Regions from separate parts of the Homo sapiens genome. Here region 1 is linked to region 2. A link is an interaction called in ENCODE POLR2A ChIA-PET data of the cell type or tissue named here. Cell type or tissue: B cell. All regions are shown on one strand. Each heading gives the region's core, and the rest is flanking DNA. Links, peaks and the distances in the headings are about the cores only. Region 1 overlaps USE1 (unconventional SNARE in the ER 1). Region 2 overlaps MED26 (mediator complex subunit 26).

Region 1 (6,974 bases), core at 21-5,020, 640 kb after region 2:
AAATTAGCTGTGCATGGTGGCAGGTGCCTGTAATCCCAGCTACTCAGGAGACTGAGGCAGGAGAATTGCTTGAACCTGGGAGGCAGAGGTTGCAGTGAGCCGAGATCATGCCACTGCACTCCAGCCTGGGCAACAGAACGAGACTCTGTATCAAAAAAAAAAAAAAAGAAAATGTGTTGGTCTTCTCCCCTTTCCCACTCCATCTCTCATGTCCTCCTCCCCCCGTGTGTGAAATCAGTGGAGTGGCAGGGTCCCAGCCAGTGAGTGAGAAGCAGTTGGCAGCTGAGCTAGACCTCGTCCTGCAGCGACATCAGAACCTCCAGGAAAAGCTGGCGGAAGAGATGCTAGGACTGGCCCGGAGCCTCAAGACCAATACCCTGGCCGCCCAGAGTGTCATCAAGAAGGACAACCAGGTGTGGGGACTGGGGGAGCTCTCCAGCCTCTGCCCTGGGGCATCAGAGAAGGCTTCCCAGCACAGGAGCATTGTGGCTGGGGCTTTGCGGGATGAATAGGAGTTTCGTAGAAGGCAAAAATGGCATTCCCAGCAGAGGGCACAGCACCAGCAAGCGACAAGAGGTGCAGGCCAGTCCCAGGGAAGTAGAGAGAGGCCATTCTTGGCCCCAGTCCTGTTGACACCTTTTCCACCTCCCCCACAGACCCTGTCACACTCACTGAAAATGGCGGACCAGAACCTGGAGAAACTGAAGACGGAGTCAGAGCGTCTGGAGCAGCACACGCAGAAGTCAGTCAACTGGCTGCTCTGGGCCATGCTCATTATCGTCTGCTTCATCTTCATTAGCATGATCCTCTTCATTCGAATCATGCCTAAACTCAAATAAAGACCCCCGCCCACCTTGTCTGTCTTCCGTCTGTCCCCTGCCCCCATCTAGCAGTGCCTTTCAGGCTGGCCAATGAGATGGGAGGGTTTTTGGAGGTCCCTGAAGAGCCACAGACAGACAGTGCATGAGCAGGGGAAGAACCACCTCAGGGCCAGATGCGGGGGCTCACGCCTGGAATCCCAGCACTTTGGGAGTCCAAGGCAGGTGGATCACTTGAGGCCAGGAGTTCAAGACCAGCCTGGCCAACATGGTGAAACCCCGTCTCTACCAAAAAATACAAAAATCAGGCAGGCATGGTGGCGCACGCCTGTAGTCCCAGCTACTTGGGAGGCTTAGGCACGAGAATCACTTGAACCCAGGAGGTGGAGGTTGCAGTGAGCTGAGATCCCAGTACTGCACTCCAACCTGAGCAACAGAGCGAGACTCCATTGCAAAAAAAAAAAAAAAAAGATTCTAAAAAGAAAAAGTCAGTCTTGGCAGGTGGTGACTCATCAAACGCTGCCTCCGCCCATGTTCCTCTGGAGCCTACCCCACAATGGACGAGGCCCAGCCCCAGGAGGCCCTAGGAGCCTCCGACTGGCAGACTTGTAGCCGAACACAGTGCCTTCAGCGATGTAAGGCCAGGGTGAGGCCAAAGGGCAGAACAGGGGCTTGGAGGGTCGGGGAGGAGTGGGGCCATGACAGGAGCTCAGCCTGGAGGAGGGCGCATCAACACGAGGTCTTCCCTGGAATTAAAGGCAATAGTTCAAGGACACAGCTCAGCCACACTGCAGCCTCAGCTCTCGGGACACTACAGATCCCTCACAGTCACTCGACAAACACACATGGGTCGTGCCCAGTGCTCACTGGAGACTCTGCCCTCCCCAGGTCACAGTCTGATCACTTCAAAGGAGAACTGGGTGAGTACTAGGGTAGGGGTCCTGAAAAGGGTCGTGGAGTAGGAATTCTGGGGTCCTGAGCCCTGCTCTCACACCAGCTCCAGACAGGGCACAGCCTGTGAGAGCAACTGAGGGGGCTCAGTGACGAGGGCTTGGGGTGTCTGCCCCATGGCAGCATTGACGGCATTGTGGGGACACTTGGAGGTGCCCAGTGGACCCCCACTGACGTGGGTGTAAAATCCTTAGGTAGGGTTGTGTGGTTTTTTTTGTTTTGTTTTGTTTTTGAGACAGGGTCTCGCTCTGTGGCCCAGGCTACGGTGCAGTAGTGCAATCATAGCTCACTGCAGCCTCGACCTCCAGGCCTCAAGCAATCCTCCTGCCTTGGCCTCACAAAGTGCTGGGATTACAGGCATGAGCCACTGTGCTCAGCCCAAGTAGAGATTTTTAAAAGTGCTACTGGCAGCTTTTAAAAAGTAGAACATAGAGCCAGGCGTGGTGGCTCATGCCTGTAATCCCAGCACTTTGGGAGGCTGAGGCGGGCGGATCACCTGAGGTCAGGAGTTCGAGACCAGCCTGGCCAACATGGTGAAAACCCATGTCTACTAAAAGTACAAAAAATTAGCTGGGCATGGTGGTGGGCACCTGTAATACCAGCTACTTGGGAGGCTGAGGCAGGAGAATTGCTTGAACCCAGGAGGCGGAGGTTGCAGTGAGCCGAGATCACGCCACTGCACTACAGCCTGGGCGACAAGAGCGAGACTCCATCTCAAAAAAAAAAAAAAAAAAAAAAAAAAGATCATAAGAAGGAGACAGCCAGGCATGGTGACTCACGCCTGTAATCCTAGCTACTGGGGAGTCTGAGGCAGGAGGACCCCTTGAGCCCAGGGACTGGAGGCTACGGTGAGCAGTGATCATGCTACTGCACTCCAGCCTGGGTGACAGAGTAAGACCCCTACTCAAAAAAAAAAAAAAAAAAAAAAGGAAGTTTATGCCTGAGACACAGGGATGATTCCTTATTAGAAAGCCACGTTGGCCAGGGCACCGTGGCTCACACCTTGTAATGCCAGCACTGTGGGAGGCTGAGGTGGGAGGACCACTTGAGCTCAGGAGTTTAAGGCCAGTCTGGGCAACATGGTAAAACCCTGTCTCTACAAAAAATACTACCAGCTACTTGGGAGGCTGAGACAGGAGAATGGCTTGAGCCCAGGAGTTCGAGGATGCAGTGAGCTGTGATCACACCACTACACTCCTGCCTGGGTGACAGAGCCAGACCCTGTCTCAAACAACAACAAAAGCCAGCTACATTAATGCCTCAGAAAACAAAATCACAGATGCTGAAATGACAAATTGTACTGTTTAGCCTCCGTTACCCAAAGTCTCCTAATTTAAAAAGAAAGGAAATAGATGGACATGTTCCTCACTTCACTGAAAAATCTCAAGCCAAAGGGAGCATTGACTTTAATGGGCAAATACTCAAAACTTCTGCCATCAAAATGAGGAATAGGCCAGGTGCGGTGGCTAAAGCCACCTGTAACCCCAGCACTTTGGGAGGCCAAGATAGGCAGATCACTTGAGCTCAGGAGTTCGACACCGGCCTGACCAATATGGTGAAACCTGGTCTCTACAAAAATACAAAAATTAGCCAGGCATGGTGGCACGCACCTGTAATCCCAGCTACTCAGAAGGCTGAGGCAGGAGAATCACTTGAACTCAGGAGGCAGAAGTTGCAGTGAGCCAAGATCGCACCACTACACTCCACCCTGGGTAACAGAATGAGACTCCATCTGAAAAAACAAAAACAAAAAAACGGGGGGAATGGAATGGGGAAGGATGCTTACAGTCGCCCTGCCTCCATAATGTAACATAGTCTTGAGGTGGTAGTCAGCACAACTAGACGAAAAAAAGAGGCTGGGTGCGGTGGCTCACGCCTGTAATCCCAGCACTTTGGGAGGCCGAGGCGGGTGGATCTAGAGGTCAGGAGGTCGAGACCATCCTGGCTAACACGGTGAAACCCCGTCTCTACTAAAAATACAAAAAAAAAATTAGCCGGGCATGGTAGCGGGCACCTGTAGTCCCAGCTACTCGGGAGGCTGAGGCAGGAGAACGGCGTGAACCCAGGAGGCAGAGCTTGCAGTGAGCCAAGATAGCGCCACTGCAGTCCAGCCTGGGCAAAAGAGCGAGACTTCGTCTCAAAAAAAAAAAAAAAGAAAAAAAAAGAAAAAAAGAAATGGGGCCAAATATGGTGGTGCACGCCTGTGGTCCCAGATACTTCAAAGGCTGAGGCAGGAGGATTGCTTGAGGCCAGAAGATAGAGACTAGCCTGGGCAACAATAGCAAGACCCTGTCAATAGAATAAATAAAATGCCAGGCATGGTGGCTCATGTCTTTAGTCTCAACTACTTGGGAGGCTGAAGCAGGAGGACTGCTTGAGCCTAGGAGTTTAAGACCTGACTGGGCAACATAGCGAGACCCCATCTCTACCAATAAAAATTTAAAAATTATCCAGGTGTAGGCCACCTGGTTGGCTCACCAGGCCACACTGGCCAAGATGGTAGAACCCTGTCTCTACTAAAAATACAAAAATTAGCCAGGCATGGTGGCGGGCACCTGTAATCCCAGCTACTCAAGAGGCTGAGCCAGGAGAATTGCTTGGCCCAGGAGGCGGAGGTAGCAGTGAACCGAGATCACACCACTGCACTCCAGCCTGGGAGACAGAGCAAGACTCCGTCTAAAAAAAAAAAATTATCCAGGTGTGGTGGTGCGTGCCTATAGTACCAATTATTCAGGAGGCTGAGGCAAATGATCACTTGAGCCCAGGAGCCCAAGTGATCATGCTGCACTGAGCTATGATCGTGCCACTGCACTCCAGACTGTGCAACACGGTGAGACCCCATCTCTAAAACAAACAACAAGAAAAAAAGAAATGAGATTGAAAAATAAGAGAAGAAAAATAAGAAATGAGAAGGCAAAATTATTTGCAGATGATATGACCGTATATATGATAGGCCCAAGCGATGTGACTAAAAATATTTCAATAAAAGAATTCCTTAAGCTAGCAAGAGACTTATAGATATTTAAAAATTCATTTCTTGTATACTATATATGTATATAGCTTTAAAATGTATTAAAGCATCCCATTTATAGCAGCAATAAAAAAAGATACACTGCCTGCTTAAACGAATTTTGTTGACATTTGAAGAACTTTTTTTGGAGTCGCCCAGGCTGGAGTGGTACAGCAGCACAATCGTGGCTCACTGCAACCTCCGCCTCCCGGTTTCAAGTGATCTCCTGCCTCAGCCTCCTGAGTAGCTGGGATTACAGGTGTGTGCTACCATGCCTGGCTAATTTTTGTATTTTTAGTAGAGACGGGGTTTCACCATGCTGGCCAGGCTGGTCTTGAACTCCTGACCTCAAGTGGTCCACCCACCTCGGCCTCCCAGAGTGCTGGGATTACAGGCATAAGCCACCTTGCCCGGCTGACATTTGAAGAACTTCTAAAAATCAACAAGAAAAAACATTTGCAGGATATAACAGGAAAAGAATTACGAAATAGAGAAATAGTCTCTAAATTTTTTCACTCATACACTAGGCAATATTTCCTTTTTTTTGAGACAGTCTCTCAACTGTCATCCAGGCTGGAGTGCACTGGCGCAATCTTGGCTCACTGCAACCTCTGCCTCCCGGGTTCAAGCGATTCTCCTGCCTCAGCCTCCCAAGTAGCTGGGATTACAGGCGCCCGCCGTCACACCTGGCTAATTTTTTATATTTTTAGTAGAGACGGGGTTTCACTATGTTGGCCAGGCTGGTCTCGAACTCCTGACCTTGTGATCCGCCCGCCTCGGCCTCTCAAAGTGTTAGGATTACAGGCGTGAGCCACCGCGCCTAGCCTTAGTAGGCAATATTTTCAACTTTGAAAGTACAGGTGAGGGGCCAGCGCTGTGGCTCACGCCTGTAATCCCAGCACGCTGGGAGGCCGAGGCAGGCGGATCACGAGGTCAGGAGATCGAGACCATCCTGGCTAACACGGTGAAACCTCGTCTCTACTAAAAAATAGAAAAAATTAGCCGGGCGTGGTGGTGGGCGCCTGTAGTCCCAGCTACTCAGGAGGCTGAGGCAGGAGAATGGTTTGAACCCTGGAGGCGGAGCTTGCAGTGAGCCGAGATCGCGCCACTGTACTCCAGCCTAGGAGACAGAGCGAGACTCCGTCTCAAAAAAAAAAAAAAAAGAAAAGAAAGTACAGGTGAGGGAATCCGTTATCATGCCAGTGCCGCCAAGGTTGTGGGAAAACCCCTGTATCTCTTGGAGCATAAATGGTACAATCTCACTAAGGAGTAACTTGGCAGTATGTTCCAAATGTAAAATACACACATCCCAGACAGGAGGCTGAGGCAGGAGGATCGCTTGAGTCCAGGAGTTGGAAAACAGCCTGGACCCATAAGGACATTTCCTCTCAAAAAAAAAAAAAAAAAAAAAAAAAAAAAATGCCAAGCACGATTATGGGATCACACCTGTAATCCCAGCACTGTGGGAGGCTGAGGCGGGTGGATTGCTGGAACTCGGGAGTTCAAGACCAGCCTGAGCAACGCGGCGAGATCCCGTCTCTACAAAAAACACAAAAATTAGGGAGGCGTTGTGTCACCTGTGGTTCCAGCTATTTGGGAGGCTGAGGTGGAAGGATCAATTGAGGCTAGGAAGGAGGTCGAGGCCACAGTGAGCCATGATCATGCCCTCCAGCCTGGGCAACACAGCCTCTCTCTCTCTCTCTCTCTATATATATATATATAAAAGGCCGATTTGGGGCACACTGTCTATAAGTTAGCTCTGCTCTGCCAGGAACAGTACTGTTCAGTAAAGATGCCATCTAACACCACCTGCTCGCCCTTAAAAGAAATAAAAGAAAAAGAAAGAAAGGGGCGGGTGCGGTGGCTCACGCCTGTAACCCAGCACTTTGGGAGGCCGAGGCAAGCGGATTGCTTGAGTCCCGGAAGCTGTTCAAGACCAGCCTGGCTAAAATGACGAAACTCCGGGCGGGCGCGGTGGCTCACACCTGTAATCCCAGCACTTTGGGAGGCCGAGGCGGACGGATCACTTGACGTCAGAAGTTTGAGACCAGCCTGGCCAATGTGGCGAAACCCCGTCTCTACTAAAAATACAAACAACAACAACAGCAAAAAATTAGCTGGGCGTGGAAGTGTGCGCATGTAGTCCCAGCTACTCGGGAGCCGGAGGCAGGAGAACCGCTTGAACCCGGGAGGCG
Region 2 (15,821 bases), core at 6,730-11,729:
GAAAAAAGAAAAGGGAGGAAGAAAGGAAAGGTTTTTTTGTCTGGTGGTCTGATGGAAGAGGAATTGTTTAAAATAAACATGAGAAAACTTAAATTTTTGCAGCATTTCTTTAAAAACTGGGTTATAACTGAAACCAGATATAAACAGGTGGCTGCCCATGGAGTGTGGGTCACACTGGCTGGCCAGCTGGCCCGCCTGCCCAATGCCAGTGGCTCACCACAGCTGAGAAGCTTCTGGCACATGACAGACAACACTGGCCTGACAGTGGCTGGGTAGGGAGCAAACAGAGGCAGTGGCATGGCCCACTGTCTCAAGACACTCAGGGCCAAATTAAAGAACAGAAAATGCAAGAGAGATGAGATGCGTGCTTCTGTTGCTGTGTTAAAGGTGACCTCTCCCACAGGTTTTCTGTGCCTGCCTGCAACTGAGGCCCCAGCTTTCAGGTGCTGGAAAGTGTCCGCACCTCTTTGGGGGTGAGGGACTAACGCTTTTTATAGCTGGTTTGCTATAGAGTTCTGAACTCACTTTGCCGTCCTTCCTTCCACGCGGTCCTTCTTCGCAATTTTGTTAGTAAACTGGTAGCAGCATTTCACAAAAAGAGTTTTGAGGGAAGAGCGCAGAGAGACCGCGTGACTCCCGCCCCCTCCCTCCCGCCTGGGCCGGACTCCCCGAGTTCCCAGCGCAGGAGGCAGCTGGGCCCCGGCCACCTGCCCACCTGCCTGCCCGCCCACCCGGCTTCTGCAAGATGGGAATGCACTTTGTGGCTGACAGGCCGGTCAGTCCAAGCAGACATAAGGCAGAATGTTCAAGCGCCCGTCGTCGCCGTGCGGATCGAGCGATATGCACTGCGTCCAGTCATACCAGTTACCCTGTGTGTCCTGACACCCGTTCACCCCCGGCCACTGGCTGGCCTGGATTCTGTCGAGATCGTCCTGTGTGACCTCCCGGGTCAGACCAGGGAGGTCCGTGGGCGGGCTTTGAGGCACCAGCACATGCAGCTGCCTGGCCCCTTGCCGGGTGCTCTCCTCCTGCTTCAGGTACTCAGACATGAAGTGGTGAGCCCCTGGGGTCTGCGCGCCCGATGATGAGAGCAGGCTGCTCTGCCGGCTCAGGTAGGACTGGATGATCTCGTTGCGTGACAGCTCCTTCCAGTTCGTCTGTTCGAAGGGGCTCTGGAGGCTGGCCTTGGCCTCCTGCTTGTCCAGCTCTGTCCTGGACTGCTGCTCCATGTGCACAGGGCTGTCTGCCCGCACTGGCTCTTTCTGGGTCAGAGGTTTGATCTGTCTCGTCATGGGGTCAAAGGTGAGCTTCCGCTCTTTTAACCGGACAGGCTTGACGCCCGCCTCAGCCACCTGCCCGTCCAAGTTAACCGTATAGTCTCGAGGTCGGTACCTCTTCTTCTTTTTACTGTCCGAGCCCCCTGAGGAGGCAGCATCACTGTCCGCCTTGGAGGAGTCTGGGGAAAAGCCTGCCCGGGACAGGAGGGGCTCGGCTGGGGACAGCCCTGCCTTGCAGCCCGGCCCCGCCAGCCGCTGGTGGCTCTCAGGCTGCTCAAGCCAGCACACTGGGCTTTCCGCACTGGGCAGCAGCTCGAGCCGCCGTACGGGGGGTGTGGACGGCTGTGCCAGTGGAAGCGGTGACGGCACCTGTGTGGCATCGAGTGCCTGGGGCCGCGGTGAGGGGCTGGGCACGGAGCCCTTGGGTGCATACAAGCTCTGCTGCCGGGCAAAGGAGCCCTCATGCCGTGAGTTCCGAGGACTGAAAGAGCAGCGAGGGGGTCCCTTGGGATGGGGAGGCCCCGGAGTCTCGTCCACCCTGTCCAGCTGCTGCAGCACCGAAGCCTTTGGCTGCAAGCAGGGTCCAGGGGGCTTGCCCAGGCCCGGGGAGCTGGTGTGCGGTCGCACGGCGTTGACGGGGATCTTGCCACTGTGCTTGTCATTCTCGTCACGCTCCAGGCGGCTGCCCTCTGGGCCTGCATGCCCACTGCCATCCAGGGAGCTGGCGAAGCTCTCTGGACTCCCACTGATCCCGTTGGTGGGGAGGGGGGATGAGTTGGGGACCAGGGGGTCGTGGCTAGCTTTGGAGACCTTGGGTGGCGGCCCTGGGTGGCCGAGGTCACGCTGGTCACCCCGGCGCTTGCGGCTGCCCAGCCTGTCCAGCCGCTGCCCGGGCAGCCTCTGGAGGTCATTGCGGCTCTTCAGGTCATGGATGCTCCTGGGTGGGCCAGCCGCCCCCACCTCCGGCCGGCAGTTGTGTGCGCCCCCGTTGGCAGAGCCGGTGGCCCCCGCCAGCCCCCGCAGCGCCGCCTCATGCTGGTGTGCCGGCTCGATGAGCTTCTGCCAGCTCCGCAGCAGCTTCTTGGCCCGCTTGGCGAGCTCCTCGTTCTTGGTTTTCTTGCGGACGTCGTTGATGAGCTTCCCAAGTCGTGTTTCCTACAACCAGAGGGAGATGATGACATACTTTCGGGACAGGAACTTCTCCATGAGCTGAGCCAGAAATGGTGGGAAGTGGCCCTGACAGTGAAATGACCCGGTTCCCACTGAGCCCTAAACTGCCAGCTTCCCTGACACAAAACTTCTGGGGATTTCCGGTCCTTTGTGACAATATAAATTCTCAAACCTAGTTCCCAGACCTTCAGGGTCCCAGGTGGCTTCTCAGCAGTGCTGTCACCCAGGCTCCTGGTGTCAGGGGGCTGTGGACCATCAAGGCCACTGTAAGGACACTGCCAGAGAGGCTTCCTGGGTGAGAGGGTGCTGTGGCCGAGGCGACAGCACAGAGGGTCCGCTTCAAGTGGAGGGTTGGGGATGGTGCCTCTCACTGGAGCCTCCTCCAAGCACACCTCTCCTGATGTCCCCACGTGCCCACGAAGTGTGCTGGGCATGTAGGATGGGAGTAACACCACTTGGTCTCTGCAGTGCCCGTGGGAGAGCAAGATCGCGAGGCACGAGCTGTGAGGGCACACCGCCTCTCTTGGTCCTCCGAAGCAAAGACACTGATGCTCCCAGAAGCTGCGGAAGGACCTGGTTGGTACCATCCCCTGCCCCCCGTTCTGCCCTCCCAAATGCTGGGGTCTGGGATACTCACCTCAAGTGCCTCTTTGGTAATAGGGTATTTCTCCAGGCTGGAGATGACTTCCAGCACCGCCACCATGTTCCGGATCTGTGGAAATAAAAAGCCATTTGTCAGGTCCCTGTCCTTCTCCACTGGGAGGCTGGAACACCCTGCCCCAGCCTGCTCCAGTCTCTCCCCAACCCCAGAGCAAGAGGAGCCAGCAGCACTGAAGCCCCCACTCCATGTCGTCTCCTACCTGCTCCCTGGGCCAACCTGGCACCCAGTGCTCATCCTCACCTGCCGTCTGACCTCCTCCAGTGTGTGGTGTGCGGGCTGCCCCAAGCCCTCCAGTGTACATGGTACATACCCACCCACCTGCTGAAACCCAGGATGCCTGTGGAACAAGAGCTGCTCCTGATACTTAAGATGACCTCTACTCTGCCATCTGATGGGAGTGGGAGAGGAGACACGGAAGAATTCATCGAATAAAATCCACAAAGCTTAAAAGATCAATACACAGGCCAGGCGCGGTGGCTGACACCTGTAATCCCAGCACTTTGGGAGGCTGACGAAGGCGGATCAGAAGGTCAGGAGTTTGAGACCAGCCTGGCCAACACAGTGAAACCCCATCTCTATTAAAAATACAAAAATTAGTTGGGTGTGCTGGCATGCGCCTGTAGTTCCAGCTACTTGGGAGGCTGAGGCACGAGAACCACTTGAACCCGGGAGGCGGAGGGTGTAGTGAGCTGAGACCACACCACTGCACTCCAGCCTGGGTGACAGAGCAAGACTCCGTGTAAAAAATAATAATAATAATAATAATGATAAACCAGTCAATCTGAATCCAAAGACACCATAAAGAGAGCAGAAAGTCACAAAGTGGGAGAAGGCATAGGCCACAGGCCCCCAAGGAGCTGTATCTGGAACACAGAATGCCTGTACAGCAGTACAGCTGACCAGGAGCCCGGCGTAGACTGGCCACAAGACAGGAACAGGCACACGGCAATGAAATGTCAGTGCTGATGCTCAGCCTCTCAGCTTTATCGATAATCAGGAAAACTCAAACTGAACCCACAAATGGATACATGATACACGTGCCCCACTGACAACACTAGGTACTTCGGGGGATACAGCTGACTTTGGGGACTGCTGGGCTTTGTCTGGCAGAGTGAAGCATGAACACATCCCATGACCAAGTAATCCCTCCCTTTTAGGATCTTGCTAGGAGCCACACCTTGTTCTAAGCACTTCCCACACATTACTGACTCCCTTAATTGTTACAACAAGAATTCCTACCACTCAACCACCACCTCCAGCAACTACAGGTTTCTGGTGGGCTGGCTAGCGGGTGGGAGCCCAGGGGCCCTGAGGAAACCACAGTGAGTAGATTACTCAACTCCCCCCCACCCCAACATGATAAAGGAGTTAAGCGGGCACATGATACAAATTAAAACAGCATAAAAGGGCACACAAGGAAATGGGCATCTCTGACCCAGCCACTGTAGCATTTCCTTGCATTTTTTTCCAAAAATATCCCTTGTGTATATAGGCGTATACATCCACACTTATCACATATTTCAAAACCAAACTGACAGTGGTTCTTGCCTTTTCTGACTTAATGTCAGCAATGTCCAGCCTCAAACAGAGCCCCTCATTTGGCTCACCATCCCTTCCAGAGTGGGGAAGGCCCGACTTGAATGCTGTGGGACACTTAGGCACTTTCCGTCCGCCATTACAAAATAAGGCTGCAACCGACGGCAGTGACAGACCTGACTCTGAGCTAGTGCACAGACAGCCATGGAGGAGCTGGGGCTCCACATCCATGCAGGGTGGTCACCTCACCCCCAGGGAGGCTGCTCTATTCCATTCCCACCAGGCCACATCCTTGCCAAGACTGCGTGGCAAGAGTTTCCGTAACACATGATTGTAAACTTAGCATCTTACACAGCACACATTTATCATCTTAGGCTCTAGGGCTCAGAAATCAGGTCTGAGTCTCACTGGGCTGGGATCCTCTCTAGAGGATCCATTTCCTGCTCCTTCAGGTGTTAGCAGAGTTCAGCTCTTATTTTGTTTTTTTTTTTGAGATGAAGTTTCACTCTTGTCGCCCAGGCTGGAGTGCAATGGCACGATCTCGGCTCACTGCAACCTCCGTCTCCTGGGTTCAAGCAATTCTCCTGCCTCAGCCTCCCGAGTAGCTGAGATTATAGGCACCCGCCACCACGCCCAGCTAATTTTTGTATTTTTTTTTAGTAGGGACAGGGTTTCACCATGTTGAAGGCTGGTCTTGAACTCCTGACCTCAGGTGATCTGCCCTCCTCGGCCTCCCAAAGTGCTGGGATTACAAGCGTGAGCCACTGCACCCGGCCCAGAGTTCAGCTCTTTACACTACAGGAATGAGGCCCATTTTCTTGCTGGTTGTCATCCGAAGCCATTCCCAGCTTCTGGAGGGCACTGCATCCAGCTCACACCCCCTCCCCTTATGCTCAAAGCCAGCTACAGGCTGAGTCCTCACCCGGCATCTCTCTGACCCAGCCAGGATAGGTGCCATCTCTAAGGACTCCCTGACTAGGCAGGGCCTGCCCAGATGATCTCGGATCACCTCCCCATCTCCAGGCTGTTCCCTTAGTCACATCTGTCATGTACGGTACCATGTGCCCAGGCTCCAGGACTAGAATGTGGACGTCCTTGAGGGCTGTTAATTCTGCTGGCCTCATGGATTCTGGCTTTTCTACTCTTCTGCCCCACTTCCAGTGGGAGGCAGCCACTGCCACTCCCTCCCTTCCCGTGTTGTCTCCTCTGGGTGTAAAGTTGCAGAGCCACGACAGCAGTCCCCGCAGAACTCCCACAAAGCTGCCCTGCCAATGGGCCCATTTGCTCTTTGGCAACAACGGCCTTGCCTTGCAATGTTCTCCATTCAGGGCTCCAAATGACCCTGAAAACCCTGCTTCAAGCTGTGTCATGGTGGGGGTGGACGGGTGATATGAGGGGAGATACAGTCCTGTCCGCACTCCTCGTGCAATGGGCAGGGATCAGTGCAGGGGAAGACTGTGCGATGAGGAGGCCAGTCCCAGACAGACAGCAAGGCCAACCACTCCCTGCCCCAGGCACTCCAGCACCGACTCAGTCCCTGGGCTTGCCACATGGCTTCACCTCCACCCTGCTGACCTCACCCTGGTATATTTGGAGCCCTGGTTCCCCACATACTCCTGAAGCAGCAGTCCTTGCAGAGCAGAACACTGCCCAGACCCAGCTAGCCTGGTGGCACAAAGTGTCCTTGTCCTTGGGCAGACACCATCCTGCTGCCAGACAAGAGGGAGGAGACAGAACACCTGGGCAACCCCAGGGTCTGGTACTGAGCTGGTGCCCCAGAAATCACCGCTGAACTAACAGCCAGTCCCAAGAGTCTCCTGGAAACTGTGTGGGAGCTGGGGACACCAGGCGAAGGTGTGAGGGCCCTGTGACTGTGTATCCTTACCCTTGGCCCCTCCCCTGCCTTATGAGCCACGCTTAAGCGTGTGCAGAGAGGCCTTCAGCCTCTAGGAGCCCCAAGGGAAATGCTACAGCCTTGGCAGTCCCCTTTCTGTCCCCACCGTGTGAGCTGCTCACCTGAGGAGTAGAGGAGCCCGCCTGCTCTACCTGTAAGGTGCTAGAAACCCACAGTCCTACGCCGTAAACAGATGAACTCTGCCAACACCTGAAGGGGCAGAAAATGGATCCTCCAGAGAGGAGCGCAGCTCGCTGCTTCCTGGATCCCAGCCCGGTGAGACTGGAGCTGACTTCTGAGCCCTAGAGCCTGAGATGATAAATGTGTGTTGTGTAAGACACAGAGAGAGGGTGAGTGTCCAGTGCGGCCACTCCCTGGAGCCAGCAGAAGGCAGTCAGTGATGTCAGCAGAGCTAAGGATGGGGGCAAGGTGAGACTGCCCTGCCCTGCGACCTCTGGGGCATTGATGTCAAGCAGTCTGAACACTGTGTGGGGAGCACCACCTGGGCATCCAGACACAGGCCTCCCAGGCCCAGGAGGCAGACACTGAGCAATGCAGCGAGGAATCCCTGCAAAGGGCCTGGCCCCGACCCCAGGCACACTGAGCCAGAAGGCTCCACAGAGCCTCTTTATAGATGGCCACAGTCTGTCCCAAAGAACACTTAGCACCCAATTGGTGCTGGTCCCATAGGAGCAAAATAGGAGCTGGCTTCTGACCCTGGCCCTGGGGACCCTGCCTTAACAACCAACTGACCCCCCACCCAGGAGTGGCAGGTCTCCCACTCTCATGGAGGTGGCCCTCTGTGAGTGACAGAGACACCAGGACTCGTATGTGGCTGAGGGGAGGCTCCCGCTCTGACTCCAGGCCTGCTAAGTCCAGCATGAACCCTCAGGGCAGGGAGGCAGGCCACAGGGGGAGGGCAGCACCTAAGGTGGCCTCCCAGGGAGGTCAAAAAAGGATGTGGCAGAACGAGCTGTGTCCACCTGGGCTGGAGACCGACTTCCATGCTGGAAAGCAGAAAAGAGCTGGAGAAGGATGGGCAGGGAGCTGGCCAGACAGCACCAAAGCCCTGCGGCAGGGGAGAGGCCATGGGTAAGGACACCGGGAGGAAAAACAGACCCAAAAGACCCAAGGTGGCTCCTTCACAACCTGTCTTCTATCCCCCTTAGCGACTGCCCCCACAGACCACCTGCCCTTGCCCTGTTTCTGGGATGCCCTTGGCACCTGTCCATCTATCTGGGGAAGTACACTAGATCCTAATCTCAGCACAGACACAGTTTGACTCCACATGGGGAGCCGCTCCAGGCGATGGCCTCAAAAGATGGCTTTAAGGCAGCTCTTCAGGCTTGCCAGGGCCATGTCTGTGGCCCGATGGCCAATTGCAGCCTCTTGCTGTCAGGAATAGCCTGGCACATCTGAGGCCCCCTCCTCCTTTGGATTCTCCCTTGGGATTTGTTCCCAGTCCAAAAAAACCTCTCAAAACACCTGCCAAGTTGCTTTCCCAAAGGGGCAGGAATCCCGTCAGGAACTGTAGCCTCTCACTTCTCCACTAGGGACCCCTCAATAGATGCAGATGGGTCTGAACTTCCTTAACCATCAACGAAGACAGGCGTTGCCTCCCCTTTCTACCAACACTGACCGCCCCTGCCCACTTAATTTGCTTCAGTTTGGCCTCTTCATTGCTGCGGGAAGTGCCTGTGAAGGGCAAGGGTGTTGGGTGGGGGTGGGGGGTGTCGACAGCAGAACCTCCATGCAGCTACTAGGAGAAGCAGGGGTAAATGCAGCAAGGAGCACTCTGGAAGCAGGTGGGACCTCCCTGGGGTGCCTGCTCCAAAGGCAGGCAGGGCAGGAAGTTAGCAGGTGGGACCAGGTGTGGCACAGGTATACATGCAGGTCCAGCCCAGCCGCCTGGTACATGAATGTTGATGGAACTGACTCCACTGTCACACCGAACACTTTCAGGTCTTAGAATGGAAATCCATGAGGCATGATCAGGTACACATGGGCCAATAGGAATGTGAACATTAATCTCGTCCTTCTGGAATCTCAGAAAAACCAAGCAGGGAGGCCTGGTCTCAGGTCATAGGCATCACAGCTAGCATAGATACTGAGGAAGAACAGTTTGCATCCAGGCAGAGGGTGAACTGGGGCCACCAGCACAACCCTCAGCACACAGGTGCCCCACACTTCAGGGATGCCCCAGGAACACACGCATGGGGGCATGGAGGGGACAACTTCTCGCCCAAGACCACAAGAGGTCTGGCTGTCCCAGGGCTCTTTTGTGGTCATCCTTCCACATGAGAACTTAAAAAGGCTTCCACGGGCGCGGTGGTGTGCACCTGTAATCCCAGCTACTCGGGAGGCTGAGGCAGGAGAATCGCTCAAACCTGGGAGGCGGAGGTTGCAATGAGCTGAGATCACGCCACTGCACTCCAGCCTCGGTGACAGAGCAAGACTCCGTCTCAAAAAAAAGAAAAAGAAAAAAAAAACCGAAACCCAAACACTGCCCCCCCCCGCCCCGCCAAAAAAAAACAAAAAACAAAACAAAAAAAAGAAAGGCTTCCGGAAAGGCTGGCACCTTTGTCCCCAGAGAGCCCCATAGCCTGTGCTAAGCCACAATTCCAGCCAGCCTAACTGGTGACATGTGCTGTTCAGCTCACAGGAAATGTGAGGAAGGAGGCGGGGCTGGACACGCACAGAGACAGCCTGAGGGAGGGGCCAGCACCCCTCAGAAGCAGCCTGGGTCAGGCGCCTGGAGCTGCGTGAGACACCTCATTCTCCCACACCCTGGGAGCAGTGGGGAACCCTGTATGCGACTTCACAGCACACCACGCTCCGTGTGAGCTATTAAAGACCCACCACGCATCCTCGTCTTTCAGTGACACTTTCCTGAAGAAATAATACAATCTGGAATTTGCTACAGAATCATCCCCTAGGGTGAGTGACAGGAGGGGGATGGGTGAAACAAAGTCACATGGCTGTAAGCAGCTATCTACTGAAGCAGGATGGTTACCTTTCTCTACTTTTATGCTTGAAATTTCTCACAAATAAAGATGAGAAAATACATCTATTTCCTAGCATTTGTTTGGGAGAGTTCACTGATCTAGAAGGACTGGCAGCCATCTAAAGGGGAAGTGAGCAAATAGCTGTTTCCAACTCCTCATAGTGGCTTCACTGTCCACCATCTGGCCCCTGAGTGGGGCAGCAAGGGCCGAGGGCTGGGTAGGATGCCACCTCCCTCCACGTGAGCCTGTCTCAAGTCTCAGGCCTCCTAACTGATTTGAACTGCACAACACCATCTATCTGGTGAGACCCCAGGAGCCCCTCACCAAGCTCCCCTACTCTGGTACTGGGCTGCTGCTTAACAGACCTGGTGCAGAAACAGCAGGCACCCCTGGGGCTGGAGAGGGGAGCTCTGAGTACCCATGCCAGCTGTCCATCCCGGTCCGACTCTCAGGTGTCCTCACGCCTCTCTTCTAAAGGAAACCACAGAGAGCCCGAACCAGGGGCACACGCTAGGTCGACAGTTCCTTCCTGCAGGGAGAGGCCTGACCTGTACCAGGAAGGAGCCCAGGACAGCCACCACCACAGAGAGGACAGGCCCTCAAGTGGCCCAGACCAGGAGGGAGGACTTGGCAAGAAGGGGTGGGGGCTAGGTCACTCTCTTCCAGAAGGGGAGAAACATAACAATGAGCCAGCAGTAACCCAGGGAAGGGACAGCCGTCACTCCAGGACCTGCCCAGCCCCAGTCAGCACCACCTCCCTCCCATCTGCGATCCACATCCTATGGCTCTGGGCACAGCTGAGCCACAGGACACAGCCACTCAGAACTTTCTTTCCAGGTTTCCCTCAAAGGCCAGCCAGCAGCACTCCTCTGTGGCCCTGTGAAACCCAGTGACACCTCTGACCCCTCCGGAGTCCGGAAGACTAGACTCTTCTGAAAACCCACCTACGACAGGGTGCGTGGAATCACCTTTCAAACCAAACTCCTGTCGGCAAATATTTTAATTGGGCCACGGCATGTGTCCGAGTTTTTCTTCTGTGAAGAGGATCACTGGGTCTGAGTGCAAAGCTGGGGCCTGTTCAGTGGAGTGGACCCGCTACTGGCCAACCTCTTCCTCGCTTTATTACAGGGGTGTGTAAGTAAAACCCTCAGGCCCTGAGTAATTACTGCTGGGGATTTCCAGCCCTGGTCTGAAACAAGGAACTGAGACTGAGTTTTGAGTCCCAGCAGCCCCTTGGCTTGCCTCTCCATTTTCTCCACATCTGAACTGTTCCCACCCCGCCTGAGATCCCCAGCCTCTTGGGAATGCAGCTGTGGTAGCAAAGGGGAAACCCTGTGCTGCCCAAGGTCTGACCAACCAATAGTCCCAAGGGTGCTGAGCCTGGGCAGGCCCAACCGGGCACAACTCGCACAGGACCATCACTGGTGGGTTGCCCTTGTGCCAAGTTCTTTCACGTCATCCTCACAAGCGCACTCTACAGATAAGGTAACTGAGGGCCAGGAAGGTAATGGAGGTCCCGGGTAGACCACACAGCTAGAAGATGGTGAGGCCTGGCCTTCCACTAGCCTGACATGGCTACCAAACACACAGGGCCCATCTGGTGCTTTGAGTAGGTGGGGTGAAGGGTACCAGGTGCCACCAGCCTGTGGTGATGTCGGCACTCTGTAAAGACTCTCCTGACGTGCTCCTGCAGTGAAATGCACAGGTTACAAACAGTTCCTTGAACCCACACAGGGCCACCTCCACGGTCTCCGTGTTGTCTATGCCTTGTCCCCAGGATGCCTGAGAGGCAGGACCAGGGTGACCCAGGCATGCACGGGCCACCACAGCAGGGCTTCAGATGGCACTGGAGCCCACTCCCCACCGGGCTGGCCCTGGGAACAGTGCACATGGAGCACAGACTGCAGTTCTGCACTCCCCCACCTCGGTGTCCGGCCAGCCTTCCTGACCACCCTGGACGGTGGGCGGCACTGCCCTGGCAGCCTGTGGGCCCGCACCTGTGCCCCACAGCCCACATAACCTGCTCCTTGGGCTCAAAACAGCCCCTGCTGAGGCCTCAGTGGCAAAGCACCTGTAAAAACCGGTTCACTTTAAAAACAACAATGGGGATGTTGTCGGGTTTTTTTTTTTTTTTTAATGCAGAATGGTCTAGACAGTAATTTACAAAAACTACTTAGCTCAAAAGACTGTGGAAGTGTTCATCAGCAAGCAAGCTGTCCTTCCAAACCCAAACATGCCACAGATGGCACCCAGAAACAGACAGTCTGCCTTCAATGTGCTAAGCATTCTAATGCCGTCCGCGGCTGAGTCACCTCGCCCACCCCCCAACCCCCAACACACAGTCGTGTCTGCTGAGGACACACGGGTGAATCAAACAGGGCTTTGCTGGGAGAGTGTGTGTCTGTGATTTGGTTCCCGCCACACCAAGTCTTCCTGCTTCTGACAAACTCCGCACGTGTTCCCAGGCAGCTGGGAGCCAAACTGCCTCTGGTGCAAGTCAGTACAAGAGGCGGCACCTGCATCCCCACCCCACCTCCACCCCAAGACCCCAGCTCTGCCCTCCCTCTCAGCTCTGGAAAGCGCAGCCCTGAGGGGTGCTGCTGTGCTTACCCTCAGGCGGGCCCCACCCTGCACTCTCCGCTCAGCCTCATGGGGCTGGTGCAGGTCCACCAGGCTCTGCCCAGTGAAGGCACCTTCCTCTGAGGGGACCTCATGGGAGCCTCAAACCCCAGGGGCAAAGCCTCAAGTTCACAGCTTCTCAGAGGAAGAATGACACTGGGAGGAACAATGACGGGAAGGTGCATGTCTCGGCCACAGCCACCAAGCTCACCACTTGAAAAGCACTTCCTGCTGGGGCCCTCCTGCTACTCCCAGGAGCAGCCGGCCACCTGAGTGGTCTGTCATGTCCATGTGGCCCTCCCTGTCCTGCAGCCACAGCTCCTGTAATGCTTGGGCAAGTATGCAATTGCATGCTACAACTCAGCCCGGGGGACGGGAAATGCCACCTGAGTACAGGCAGCACGCGGAGCCCTGACTGAACCCCATGAGCAACTCAGAAAGAGGAAGCCCAGGGCTTGGGGCAGAAGTAGGAGCTCCATCAGTAGGCATGCCTGACTTCTGCAGCGAGGGAAACTTGCAGATGAAGCCAGGAGGCAGGCAGCGCTGCTCTCCACAGCCACTGCCCCCACAGCGTCCTTCCCTCCCACTTTCTGTTTTTAGCAGCTCTTCCCAACCAAACTACCAACCTAGACTCTCCTGACCTCTGCTTCAGGTCTGCAGAACTTACGATTCTTACTGCCATTTGGCCCTTTGTGAAGGCACAAGAGCTCTCAAAGCTCATCTGTAAATTGACTCGTTGCTACGCGGATAGAACTGGAGCAGTGGGAAGCCAAGCGGAGTCCTGGTGATAGCACGCTGGGTGGGGGCTTCTCCCTCTCAGCCTCTCTCTTCTAGGAGCAGCTGATAAGAATGCCAGCTGCAGAAGACTGGAAATGACCCAACATCCTCGGGGGAAACACACACACAGTGCTCGGCCCATATATGTTCCGCCAAAGACAGAGCCCAAATAAGAACGAGCCAGCTTTTCAGGAATCAACAGGGAACAACCTTCAAGAGACTGCCAAGCACAGAGATGCACACAACAGCGCACCCTGTGCCGCCGCCTGGAAGATCCTAGCTGAGGCTGGGCAGACAAGGACCTGATGGTTGAGCCGCGCATAGCTGTAGCAGGGGACCGCACCTGGCCTCCAGCACTGACGCAAGCAAGACCTATCACTGACTGGAGCCCAGTTCCTCCTCTGAGAGCATGAGAAAACCACAAGATGGTGTCTGTAGAGCATGAATGGTGTGCTGGAGACCACGCCCCCAGGGGCCAGGCCACGAGGACCCGCACACTGCACTTTCTGCTGGGCTGCTCTGTGGTCTGTAAGATCCATTCAGGCAGGGCAGTGCCCAGCACGGTGCCTGGAGGCAGCCTCAGAGGCCCATTGAGAGAGGAAGCCGAAGGAGAGCAGCCCCCCGCCTGCCTGTCCAATTGGGCTGCTGTAAGATCCTGAGAACTAGTGACCTTCTAGAATTCCCCGAGACAAGTCATCAAATGCTCTCTGAGCACCGACTGCACACAGGTGCTCTACCAAACTCTGGGCCCGCTGGATGCTGGGAGGGGGCGTTAGGATCCCTGTGTACTGACCCGGAGGAGTAGACAGAGACAGCCAAGGTCAAGAACAGAAGCAACAGATAAAATGCCACCACTGAGGCTCTCACCCAGGCTGCCAGGAAACCCCAGGGGAGGACTACACTTGGCTCAGGTCCAGGGCCACCCCTTCCCCCACAGCTCCTGGGCTCTGTGTGGAGCTGGAGGGACAGGAGTGGGCACAGGGGCCTTCTCATTGGGCATTCCTGCAACGAGGGCCACGGTGCAGAGAACCAAGGACACTGTCACCCAAGAAAGAGTCTGGTGACTCTGTGGATCCCATGGTAACCACCATTTAAGGATGGACACTCACGCTATGATCCAGCAATTCCACTCCAAGCAGCACCTACAGAAATGCACTCAGAGCAGCTGTATCAGAACAGCCCCAACTGAAAACAGCCCACGCAGCCACCAACAGAACACCGAATAAATAAATCATGGTCTGTCCATTCAATGTTGGATGAACAAACTGCTGCTACACATAACCTCAAAGACAAATCTCAAAACAACGTTGAGTCAAAGAGCCAAACACAAAAAAACACATTTTTTTTTTGTCCTGGATTAAAAGGTCAAAAGCAGGCAAGACTTCTAGATGGTGAGAGCAGTCAGGGTAGTGGCAGGCAGAGAATGACTAGGAGAGGACGTTGAAGATGGCTTCAGGGGAAAGGCTCTGTTCCTTAACCTGGGTGGACTGGGGTTCTCAGATGTGTTCATAAATGTTCATTCAGCTGTAAAACTTGGGACTTGTACACTTTTCTAGATGTATATTTTCTAGACTATATTTACAAAGGTTGTTAAAAATAACCTACTGTGTGTGAATTCCATGATCTTAGAGGCCACCTCATCCTACAGAAACAGATGGTGAAGCTGTCAGGGTTGTGGAGGAGGGGGAGGTGTTGGCAAAGCAGCCCCTCGTTCCCCACGGCCCAGACCCTCTGAGAGCCCCACAGAACAAGGTCTGAAAACAGCTTCAACACAAGCCCTGGCCACCTCTACAACACACAGTGATGCAATGTGCACTGCACTTCACTGCTCACTGAGAAACGTGTCTGCACTCTCCTGCCCTGGATGGGACTGAGGAGGACAAGGGCACTCTGAAGCTTCCCCGGCAGGAGTACTCAACAGATGAGTGTCCCCAGGAAGAAGTGAGCACTAATGCTACTGGAAAGAGGCAGGCAGGCAGCACCCACTGGGCATGGTGCCAGCACCCTGCAGGGCACTGGGGTCTTGCCACACCATGGTCTCCCCTGAGACCACAGATACGCCCCCTCCACCCCCAACAGGTATTAAGCCACTTTCCCATCCAAGAAGCCAGGGTGCCAGCTGGCCACAGATTCGTTACTAACCTAACCTGCTACCCCATGCAGCCAGCACACACCTGCCTCCCTGCTCCACTGTGACACAGGACACTTTAGGATGAGGCAAATCTGCACATCTATACAGCGGAAAAGGACAGTGAAGAAATGCCTCTTCTACTCCTAGTTTGCTGAGAGGTTTTATCAGGAATAGATGTCTGATTTTGTCACATGCTTTTCCTGCATGTACTGGGATGATTATAAGGCTTTTCATTTCTGGCCTTGTAATATGGTTGATTACACACATTTTCAAATGTTATCTGCCTCCCTTGCTTTAATTTCAGCTCCCTTTCTTTGCTACCTTGATTGTGGTGTTGGTGTTACTGATGTACTTACAAGTTAAAATTTATCAAATTATATACTTCTGCTATGCGCAGTTTATTGTATGTCAATTATATCTCAATAAAGCTATTAATGTCAGGCACAGCGGCTCACACCTGTAATCCAAGCACTTTGGGAGGTGGAGGCAGGTGGATCACCTGAGGCCAGGAGTTTGAGACCAGCCTGGGCAACATGGCGAAACCCTGTCTCTACTAAAAATACAAAAAAATTAGCCAGGCGTGGTGGCAGGCACCTGTAATCCCAGCTACTTGGGAGGCTGACGCATGAGAATCACTTGAACCCGGGAGGTGGAGGTTGCAGTGAGCTGAGATTGCACCACTGCACTCCAGCCTGGGCCACAGAGAGAGACTTTCTCAAAATAAAATAAAATAAATAAATAAATAAATAAA

Evidence for each region. ChIA-PET counts read pairs that join two places held together with the same protein. Peaks named below come from ENCODE experiments on the same cell type or tissue, not always from the same donor. Only the 100,000 strongest peaks of a DNase experiment are listed, where the experiment ranks them.
Region 1: POLR2A ChIA-PET joins it to region 2 with 8 read pairs; 2 of 35 experiments call an interaction of 5 or more read pairs at or near these places.

Annotation. Positions count from the first base shown.
Region 1 is chr19:17,218,975-17,225,948 of GRCh38, forward strand. USE1 (unconventional SNARE in the ER 1) reads left to right here. Exons shown (of 8, transcript NM_018467.4): 7 at 239-413; 8 at 657-855. The coding sequence ends at 839. Among named protein-coding and RNA genes, the nearest start is that of OCEL1, 3.8 kb to the right of the region's middle. In B cell, for the core only: no CTCF peak of the experiment used is centred there; no DNase peak of the experiment used is centred there.
Region 2 is chr19:16,575,251-16,591,071 of GRCh38, forward strand. It overlaps MED26 (mediator complex subunit 26), which reads right to left. Exons shown (of 3, transcript NM_004831.5): 2 at 3,085-3,159; 3 at 1-2,432. The coding sequence ends at 777. LOC105372295 (a long non-coding RNA gene) reads left to right here. Exons shown (of 3, transcript XR_936360.3): 2 at 2,916-3,023; 3 at 3,108-3,564. Among named protein-coding and RNA genes, the nearest start is that of SLC35E1, 11 kb to the left of the region's middle. RefSeq lists a silencer at 6,513-6,562 and enhancers at 6,740-7,311, 7,312-7,883, 8,680-8,869, 9,569-10,105, 10,360-11,009 and 6 more. In B cell, for the core only: no CTCF peak of the experiment used is centred there; DNase peaks (open chromatin) are centred at 9,201, 10,891 and 11,691; H3K4me3 peaks cover 3,358 bases; H3K27ac peaks cover 5,000 bases.